Regions from separate parts of the Homo sapiens genome. Here region 1 is linked to region 2. Evidence: read pairs that join two places in POLR2A ChIA-PET (ENCODE). Cell type or tissue: Panc1. All regions are shown on one strand. Each heading gives the region's core, and the rest is flanking DNA. Links, peaks and the distances in the headings are about the cores only. Region 1 overlaps C2CD3 (C2 domain containing 3 centriole elongation regulator). Region 2 overlaps UCP3 (uncoupling protein 3).

Region 1 (4,395 bases), core at 91-4,090, 150 kb after region 2:
AAAAAAAAAATTTTTTTTTCTTTTTAGAGATCAGGTCTTGCCATGTTGCCCAGGCTGAACGTGAACTCCTGGGCTCAAGTGATTCTACTGCCTCAGCTTCCTGAGTAGCTGGGACTGTAGGTGCATGCTAACATTTGCTTTGTGTTTTTATTGTTCTTATTGTTAATTCAATTCTGAACTTTTTGCCAGTTATCGAATTCTCCTCTTAAGATTTTCAGACACAATAGGTGTTTTGTAACTTTTTTTTTTTTTTGAGAAATCTCTCCCAGAGCCTTAGCATATACTCCAATTTGGAATAGCTGCCATCTATGCCTTGTGTACAGCTGCTTCACCTCAAATCAAGGGATTCTCTTCGGCTCCCTCCTGTGTTGTATCTCTTGTTTGCAATATCCCACCTTGTCTTCTTTTTAAGTTTACTCCCTCATTTTGGCAGAGAAAGTCCCTCAGCTGCTTTGTCAGGAAGAGTGTGGGAGAGGTACAAATTTTTGAGACTTTGTATATACAAAAACTTCATTCTACTCTTACACTAGATAGTTTGCCTAGAGAGACAGAATTCTAGGCCATTTTCATTCAACATTCTGGAGGCATTATTGAATTGTCTTCTGGACGCTAATGTGGCTATTGAGAAGTTTGAAGCCACTCTACTTAATTCTTTGTGTGTGACTGTTTCTCCTGTTCTCTGGAAGTTTATAGAATCTTGTTTTTGTTTTCAGTGCTCTAAAATGTCACAATGATATAACTTGCTGAAAGTCTGCTTTCATCCACTATGTTGTACTTAATGGACACTTTCCTTTTGTAAAAAAAAAAAAAAATTGATATCAAGAAAAATGTTTCTGTGGATGGGTGCGGTGGCTCACGCCTGTAATCCTAGCACTTTGAGAGGCGAGGCAGGTGGATCACTTCAAGCCAGGAGTTTGAAACCAGCCTGGCCAACAAGGTGAAACCCTGTCTCTACTTAAAAAAAAAAATACAAAAAAAAATTAGCTGGATGTGGTGGTACATGCCTGTAATCCTAGCTACTTGGGAGGCTGAGGCAGGAGAATCACTTGAACCTGGGAAGCAGAGGTTGCAGTGAGCTTAGATCACACCACCGCACTCCAGCCTGGGCTGGGCTACAGAGCAAGACCCTGTCTCAAAAAAAAAAAAAAAAAAAAAAACAAAAAAAAAACAAAACAAATTTCTAAGCTTTTTAAAACATATAAAATTAGAAAAAAATAAATAACGACTACAGGTACTTATTATCCAGCTTCAACAATTATTCACATCTGGCTAATCATGTTTCATTTATACCTTTTCCAAGCCCTGCTTTGTTACTGGATTATTGTGAACCAAGTTCCAGATATCATGCCATTTCTGTAAATATAGTTTTAATAATATGAGGACTCATTAAAAAAACATAAACACCATACCATTATCACATTTAAAAAATTAATAACAATTCTTCAAAATTATCAAAACTTGAGTCAACATTCTAATTTCCCTGATTGTTTCAGATTTTTTACAATTGGTTTCTATGAATCAGGATCCAAACGAGTTCCACAGGAGACTTTTTCTTTCTTTCTTTCTTTTTTTTTTGTTTTTTGAGATGGAGTCTCACTCTGTCACCCAGGCTGGAGTAGTGCAATGGCACAATCTCCGCTCACTGCAACCTCTGCCTCCTGGCTTCAAGCGATTCTCCTGCCTTAGCCTCCTGAGTAGCTAGGATTATAGACGCCCACCATCACACCCAGCTAATTTTTGTATTTTTAGTACAGATGAGGTTTCACTATATTGGGCAGGCTGATCTCGAACTCCTGACCTGGTGATCCGCCCGCCTCGGCCTCCCAAAGTGCTGGGATTACAGGCGTCAGCCACAGCGCCTGGCCCACAGGAGGCTTTTTCAATCTGGCAGCTCATGTATTTAGTACTGAGAAGTCTTCCTAAATTGCCTGTAAGCATCCAACACTCTTTATTTATTTATTTATTTATTTATTTATTGAGACAGGGTCTCACTCCATCACCCAGGCTGGAGTGCAGTGGCATGATCTCGGCCCACTGCAACCTCTGCCTCCCAGGTTCAAGTGATTCTCCTGTCTCAGCCTTCTCAGCCTCCCTAGTAGCTGGGATTACAGGCACATGCCACCATGTCCAGCCAATTTTTGTATTTTTTGTAGAGATGGAGTTTTGCCATGTTGGCCAGGCTGGTTTCAAACTCCTGGCCTCAAGTGATCCAGCTGCCTTGGCCTCCCAAAGTGCTAGGATTACAGGCATGAGCCAACGTGCCTGGCAGACAACACTCATTAAAGGGGGAAAAAAAATAAAGTGCACAATTTATAAAATTTACAATGTTCAGTATTCAATAAAAATTTAATAGTAGTAGGAAAACATGCCCTATAACCACAGAGCAATTAATCAATAGAAACAGACACCAAATGATGGGTGATAAAATTGATGGGACCTTAAAACCGCTATCATATAGATGCTCCTAATGCTTAAGGATGTGAAAGAAAATGTGACTGCAAAGAAAAAAAGAAAATGTACATTAAAAAAGGAAATGTAACTTTTAGAGATGAAAATATTTGAAATGAAAATATGACTGATGGGGTTAGAAGCAGGTAAGATACTGCACAAGATGATTAATGAACTTGAATATAGAGTAATAGTAACTATAAAACGAAATACACAGAGGATGAAAAGACTGGAAAAAACCAAACTCAAGTCACTGGTAGAAAAATGTCAAGCAGTCTAAGATACTTTGAAGTCTCATGAAATCACATGCTGGCTCCTTGAAAAGATTAATAAAATTGTTAAACTTCTATCCAGCCTGATCCAGAAAAAAATGAGAAAACAAATTACTAATATTAGGAATGAAAGAGGAGATATAATCACAATTGCTTTAGACGTTTAAAGACAGAAAAGGGATGTTATAAACAACTCTGTGCCAATAAATTCAACAACTTCAATGAAATGGATGAATTATTTGAAAACCAAACTACCAAAGCTCACTCAAAAAGAAAGATTACCTACACAGCCCTGAATCTACTATATAAATTAAAGTGGTAGTTAAAAACCTTCCCCATAAGGAAAAATCCAGAAACCAGTTAACTCCACTGGTAAACTCTACTAGACATTTAATCAATTCTACGTTAACTCTTCCAATAAACAGAGGAGGAACTCTTCTAAAATCATTTTATGCCAGCATTACCCACACATCTAAATCAAAGACAATGCAACAAAACAATACTACAGATTAATATCTCTCCTGAACAAAAATGTAATGTTTCATTTCATCCTCACTGAAACATTAAATCACAATAATATATAAAATGGCTAATACTATATGACTTCATTGTGTTCATCGTAAGACTGATGGTCTGGTTTTGTTTTTAGAAATGAATCAATAAAATAGGCCATATTAACAGACCAAAAGAAAAAAATCCAAATGACTATCCTAACACATACAGGAAAAACATTTGATAAAGTTCAATACCCATGATAAAATCTCTCAGAAAATTTGGGAAAAGTGTTCTTAAAACTTGGCACTTTTCTAATTGATAAAGGACAAATATGAAAAACCTATATCTAACATCACATTTAATAGTGAAAGATGCCAGACATGATGGCTCTCCTCTAATTCCAGCACTTTGAGAGACTGAGAAAGGAGGATTGCTTGAGGCCAGGAGTTTGAGACCAGCCAGCCAACATAGCGAAACCCTGTCTCTACAAAAAAATTTTAAAAAACAGTTAGCGTGCACCTGTAGTCTTATTTACTCAGAAGGCTGAGGCAGGAGGACTGCTTGAGTCCAGAAGTTTGAAATTGCAGTGAGCTATGATCATGCCAGCCTGGGTGACAGAGTGAGACTCTGTCTCTTAAAAACAAAACAAAACAAAACAAAACAAAACAAAACAAAACAAACAAAAGCAAGTGAAAGACCAAATGCTTTCCTATGAAAAGAAAGAATGAAGGAAGAATATCTGTTCTCTATTCAACATATACTGGAGATCTTAGTGTGATAAGGCAAGAAAATAGAAATAAAAGGCATATAGATTAGAAAAGAAGTAAACCTGTCTTTATCCACAGATGACATCATTGTCTATAGAGAAAATTCTCAAGAGTCAATGAAGAGCATGAATACTTTGGGATAAATCAAAGTATATGCAAGCCTGCATGATGCTAAGTATAAAAGATTGTAGAAAAAAAATTAAAGAGCCAAACAAATGGAGAAATATACCATGTTCATGGATTGGAAGACTCAATATTGCTAAGAACTTAATTCTCTGAATTTTATCTGTATATTGTACAGTATCAACAAAAATCCCAGCAGATATTTTTTATGGAAATCAACAAGCTGATTCTAATATTTATAAGGAAATGTGAAGAACTTAAAATGGACAAAAATTTTCAATAAGAACAAA
Region 2 (4,395 bases), core at 238-4,237:
TTTTTTTTTTTTTTTTTGAGACAGAGTCACGCTCTGTCGCCCAGCTGGAGTGCAGTGGTGCGATCTCAGCTCACTGTGAGCTCCACCTCCTGGGTTCAAGCAATCAAGCGATTTTCCTGCCTCAGTCTCCCCAGTAGATCTTTAAGTCTGCAACCCAGACATACTGACAGCTGACAATCCCTTGGATGTACCTTGAATGTTTTTATCTTGTTTCTGGGCCTTTGCACGAACCATTCCCTTTGCCTAGGATGACTTTCACTTCACTTTCTTTACCTGCATAACACCTACTTGACCTTTAGGTGTCTTCCTCCAAGAAGCTTCCTGGCCCCCCAACCACGTCAGATGTCCCTTATCTGTGTACCTGCTCTTGGGTGCTTTGTATACATCTCTATTTGTAGCTTTGATCACCCAGTATGGTGACTGATGGTTTGCAGTTTGTCTTTCCTGCCCCACCATCCTCCACCCCAGTGAGCTCCTTGAGGACAGGACTGGTCTTGTTCACCCCAGCACCTAACATAACATATGGCTTACAATGTATGTACAATGAATATTTTCATTCATGTAGCACACTGTGCTTTTCAAAGTGCCCTGAAACAAACTCATCTACAGAGCTATAATAATATTTCCTTACTTAACATTCATTCCTTCTGAATAAAATATTCTTTTAAAAAATATTACCATTACTTAGAACATTTATGTGAATTATCCATTATGTCACAAATGGGACTGAGTCAGGACTCTAACTATCTTATTTCTGCCTGACGTAGTAGAAGAGTTTGAGAAAAAGCAGATTTCTTTTGAATCACTTGACTGGAGGTGGTGTCTCTAGGAGTGTGGTGGGGAAATGGATGCACAGAACTTAGAAACTGGCCTCAGCTGGTAATCTGACCTTCTCATGAATTCACATCCCTGGTTTCCTGGAAGCATAAATTGAGGCCAGCGTTGAAAAGGTGTTCACACCGTAGCCTGGGAGAAACTGTCTCTCAGTCCTTGGAATCACAGAACTAAAGAGCTTCAGGTCATCTGGTTGAATCTCTGCCTTTAAGAAGTGGGGAAAGAGACTGGGAGCAGTGGCTCACGCCTGTAATCCCAGCACTTTGGGAGGCTGAGGTGGGTGGATCATCTGAGGTCAGGAGTTTGAGACCAGCCTGGTCAACACAGTGAAAACCCCATCTTTACTAAAAATACAAAAACTAGCCAGAGTGTGGTGGCACGCACCTGTAGTCCCAGCTACTCGAGAGTCTGAGGCAGGAGAATTACTTGAACCTGGGAGGTGGATGTTGCTGTGAGCCAAGATTGTGTTAGCCTGGGCACAGAGCAAGACTTTGACTCAAAAAAAAAAAAAAAAAAAAAAAAAACAGTGGAGAAAGAGATCTAGTATTTTGGCCTAGAAACCTCACAAGACTCACCAATCTCGTTTTTCTTTCTCCAAAAGGCTAGACTTGGCAGTTAGTAGGCTCCTGATCCCAGTCAAAATATCTCTTAGAATATTTTATCCTCCCTTTCTCAGAATCATCACCTGAATAGCATCCTCTGGGTAGGTGGTGTGTTAATATTGCCATATGGAAATTCATGGAAGATATAGTTCCTGGCCCTAGAAACTTACAAACTGAGACCAGGAGTTTGAGAGTGATTTGCACATGTCAGTCAAGTCAAAAGAAAGAGAAACTCTTTTTTCTTTTTTCGTTTTTGTTTTTTGAGATGGGGTCTCACTCTGTCACCTAGGCTAGGGTGCAGTGGTGTAAGCTCGGCTCACTGCAACCTCCGCCTCCTGGGCTCAAGTGATCCTCCCACCTGAGCCCCCCGAGTAGCTGGGACCGCAGGCACATGTCACCATGCCTGGCTAAAAAGGGAAACTTTTAATTTAATTCAATTCAATTTAATTTTTTTTTTTGAGACAGAGTCTCGCCTAGGCTGGAGTGCAGTGGTGTGGTTTTGGCTCACTGCAACCTCAGTCTCCTGGGTTCGAGTGATTCTCTTGCCTCAGCCTCCCGAGTAGCTAGGATTACAGGCACCCACCACCATGCCTGGGTAATTTTTTTTTTTTTTTTTGGTATTTTTAGTAGAGACAGAGTTTCACCATGTTGGCCAGGCTGGTCTCAAACTCTTGACCTCAAGTGATCCGCCCGCCTCGGCCTCCCAAAGGCGTGAGCCACTGCACCAACCGGAAACTTTTCAAAATATGGGTTTTATTTGAAAACCAAGCCAGACATTAAATCAAAATAATTTTTTTTTGCTTTTGTATGAACTCTCCAGTTTGTATACATAGATGATCTCAAGTTATAATTTAAATTTAGGAAAGTGCTGAGGATGAATAGATATTTGCTTTTTCCCAGGGTCTGGAGGGGTAGGAGCAGGGAAGCAGGGAAATGACATTACCGAGTGCCTCCTGTATGCCAACGATTTTTTGTTTGTTTTGTTTCAGAGAAGGAGTTATGCTCTGTTGCCAAGGCTGGAGTGCAGTCATTATTCACAGGTGCAGTCATGGCTCACTGCAGCCCTGAACTCCTGGGCTCAAGCAGTCCTCTCGCTTAAGCCTCCCAGGTAGCAGGTGCACACCACATGTCTGCTTTCCAAGGAGTTTTAGGTCAACCCTCACAACAAGCCTGTGAAGCAGCGATTGTTATTCCCACTTCTCTGGTAGCACACCAAGGTGCAAGGATTCCCTGTGGCTAGGTGGTTAGTAAGGTAGAATGGGGTGAGGTTTGAACCCAGTCCTGACAATCATCAGAGCTACGCAAGGCTGCCAAGAAGTAGAAAAAGATAGTGGCATTTTGGGTCCCCATTATCAATTCGAAAAATGTACAGTCTTAAGCTTGGAAGTCGGTCGTCTGGTTCAACCCTGCCTTTTGCAGAAGCAGGAGCTGGAACCCTAAAAAAATAAAGCTACTTGCCTGCAATTAAACAGGGTGAGAGGGGGCAGATGAAGTGTAGGCATGTGGGGCTGGATCTGGCCCTGCCCTGACACATAGAAAGCCTGAAATAGAAGTGAGAAAGGAAAATTCCAAGAAAGAAAAGGCAGAGAAGTGGCTGTTCTTACTCCCACACCTAAGGTGTGAATTCTTTTATTGAGTCATAATAATTTCCCGAGAATTCCGAGTCCTGCTACTTTAGGTTCTTGCCCAGGAATCCACCTCTTTTCCCCCAAGCCCAACAATCCTTTGAGGTACTCATGATTGAGCACGTGGTGGGGGGGGTGGGGAAGAGGCTGCATGGGGGTGGGGCTCCTGTGGCTTCACGTCATCCACTGTCACCTCTGGTCCCCAAGTCTCTGGATCCTTTGGTCTCACCTCTAGACAACCGTATCTTTCAAACCTTCTTCCCTGGCAACTCCTCTCTGTCCCGACAAAATCTCTCCCAAGGCATTGTCCTTGTAGTTAGATTTACACAGAGCTTTTGCTTTTATAAAGTGCGTTCATGCCCAGCTTCTCACTTGCATGTCATAGCACCCCTGGTGAGGTGGACAGGGAAGGGATGGCTCCCTCCATTTTGTAGGAAAGTGGGGGCTGCCCTCTTGATTCTTCAGTGTCGTCAGGGAATATTTACGAGCCCCAGCCTCACATGGGCCCAGCAGGGCTTCTTTAGCACAGGCTCTAGTTTTTTCTCTTGTTCCTTGGGTTTCCTAGAATCCCAAAGGACTCTCTGTGGCAGACATATTACAAATAGGCTGATGATGCATGTGTGATGGTGCAGCTGCAGTCGCCAGCTCTGTGTTGCTGGGTGGCATCCCTCCAGGCTCCGTGGCTGATCTCCCACTCCATTGTGGGCCCCTCCTGTCCCGTGCTTGCCATCCTTCCTGCTTATCATTCATTATCTAACCAGATTTCACGGGGATACACGTCTCCAACCTTCCATTTTGTCCAAATGGATCTATCTTGGTTTATTTTCTCTTGCCTAAATATTAGGCATGCCTAATGGGTTTCAAAAATTAATATAATTTATTTTCCATCTTGTCAGTGCAAAACAAAGGTGTTCTTGAGGCATGGCAGTGAAGACCAGAATCCCTCCTCCTCTTCTACTTCTGTTTCTTGAATCAGCAACAAGTAAACAACAGTTCTGTAAACATGTGTGGGTCTGTGTCCATGTGTGCGTGGATGCACCGTTTTCTTCCATTCTTAACTGGTTTCGGACACGTTAGCTACCAGTGGCCTTCTTGTCTTGTTCAAAACGGTGATTCCCGTAACATCTGGACTTTCATCAGGGCCCGTTTCAGCTGCTCATAGGTTACGAACATCACCACGTTCCAGGATCCCAAACGCAAAAAGGAGGGTGTAAATCTGATAAGAAAAACAACCAACACATCAGGTGGAGTGCTAGGGGACCACAACAGATGCGTGTGCTCTCCCGGGACACAGTGGTAGTGCCAGAGGATCCAGACTTCTGTTCATCACAAGC

The links. ChIA-PET counts read pairs that join two places held together with the same protein. Peaks named below come from ENCODE experiments on the same cell type or tissue, not always from the same donor. Only the 100,000 strongest peaks of a DNase experiment are listed, where the experiment ranks them.
Region 1: POLR2A ChIA-PET joins it to region 2 with 17 read pairs; 2 of 35 experiments call an interaction of 5 or more read pairs at or near these places.

Annotation. Positions count from the first base shown.
Region 1 is chr11:74,149,359-74,153,753 of GRCh38, forward strand. All of the region lies in intron 3 of C2CD3 (C2 domain containing 3 centriole elongation regulator), which reads right to left. Among named protein-coding and RNA genes, the nearest start is that of C2CD3, 19 kb to the right of the region's middle. In Panc1, for the core only: a CTCF peak has its summit at 329; no DNase peak of the experiment used is centred there; H3K27ac peaks cover 1,344 bases.
Region 2 is chr11:73,997,250-74,001,644 of GRCh38, forward strand. It overlaps UCP3 (uncoupling protein 3), which reads right to left. Exons shown (of 7, transcript NM_003356.4): 7 at 3,028-4,277. The coding sequence ends at 4,163. Among named protein-coding and RNA genes, the nearest start is that of UCP3, 9.6 kb to the right of the region's middle. In Panc1, for the core only: no CTCF peak of the experiment used is centred there; no DNase peak of the experiment used is centred there.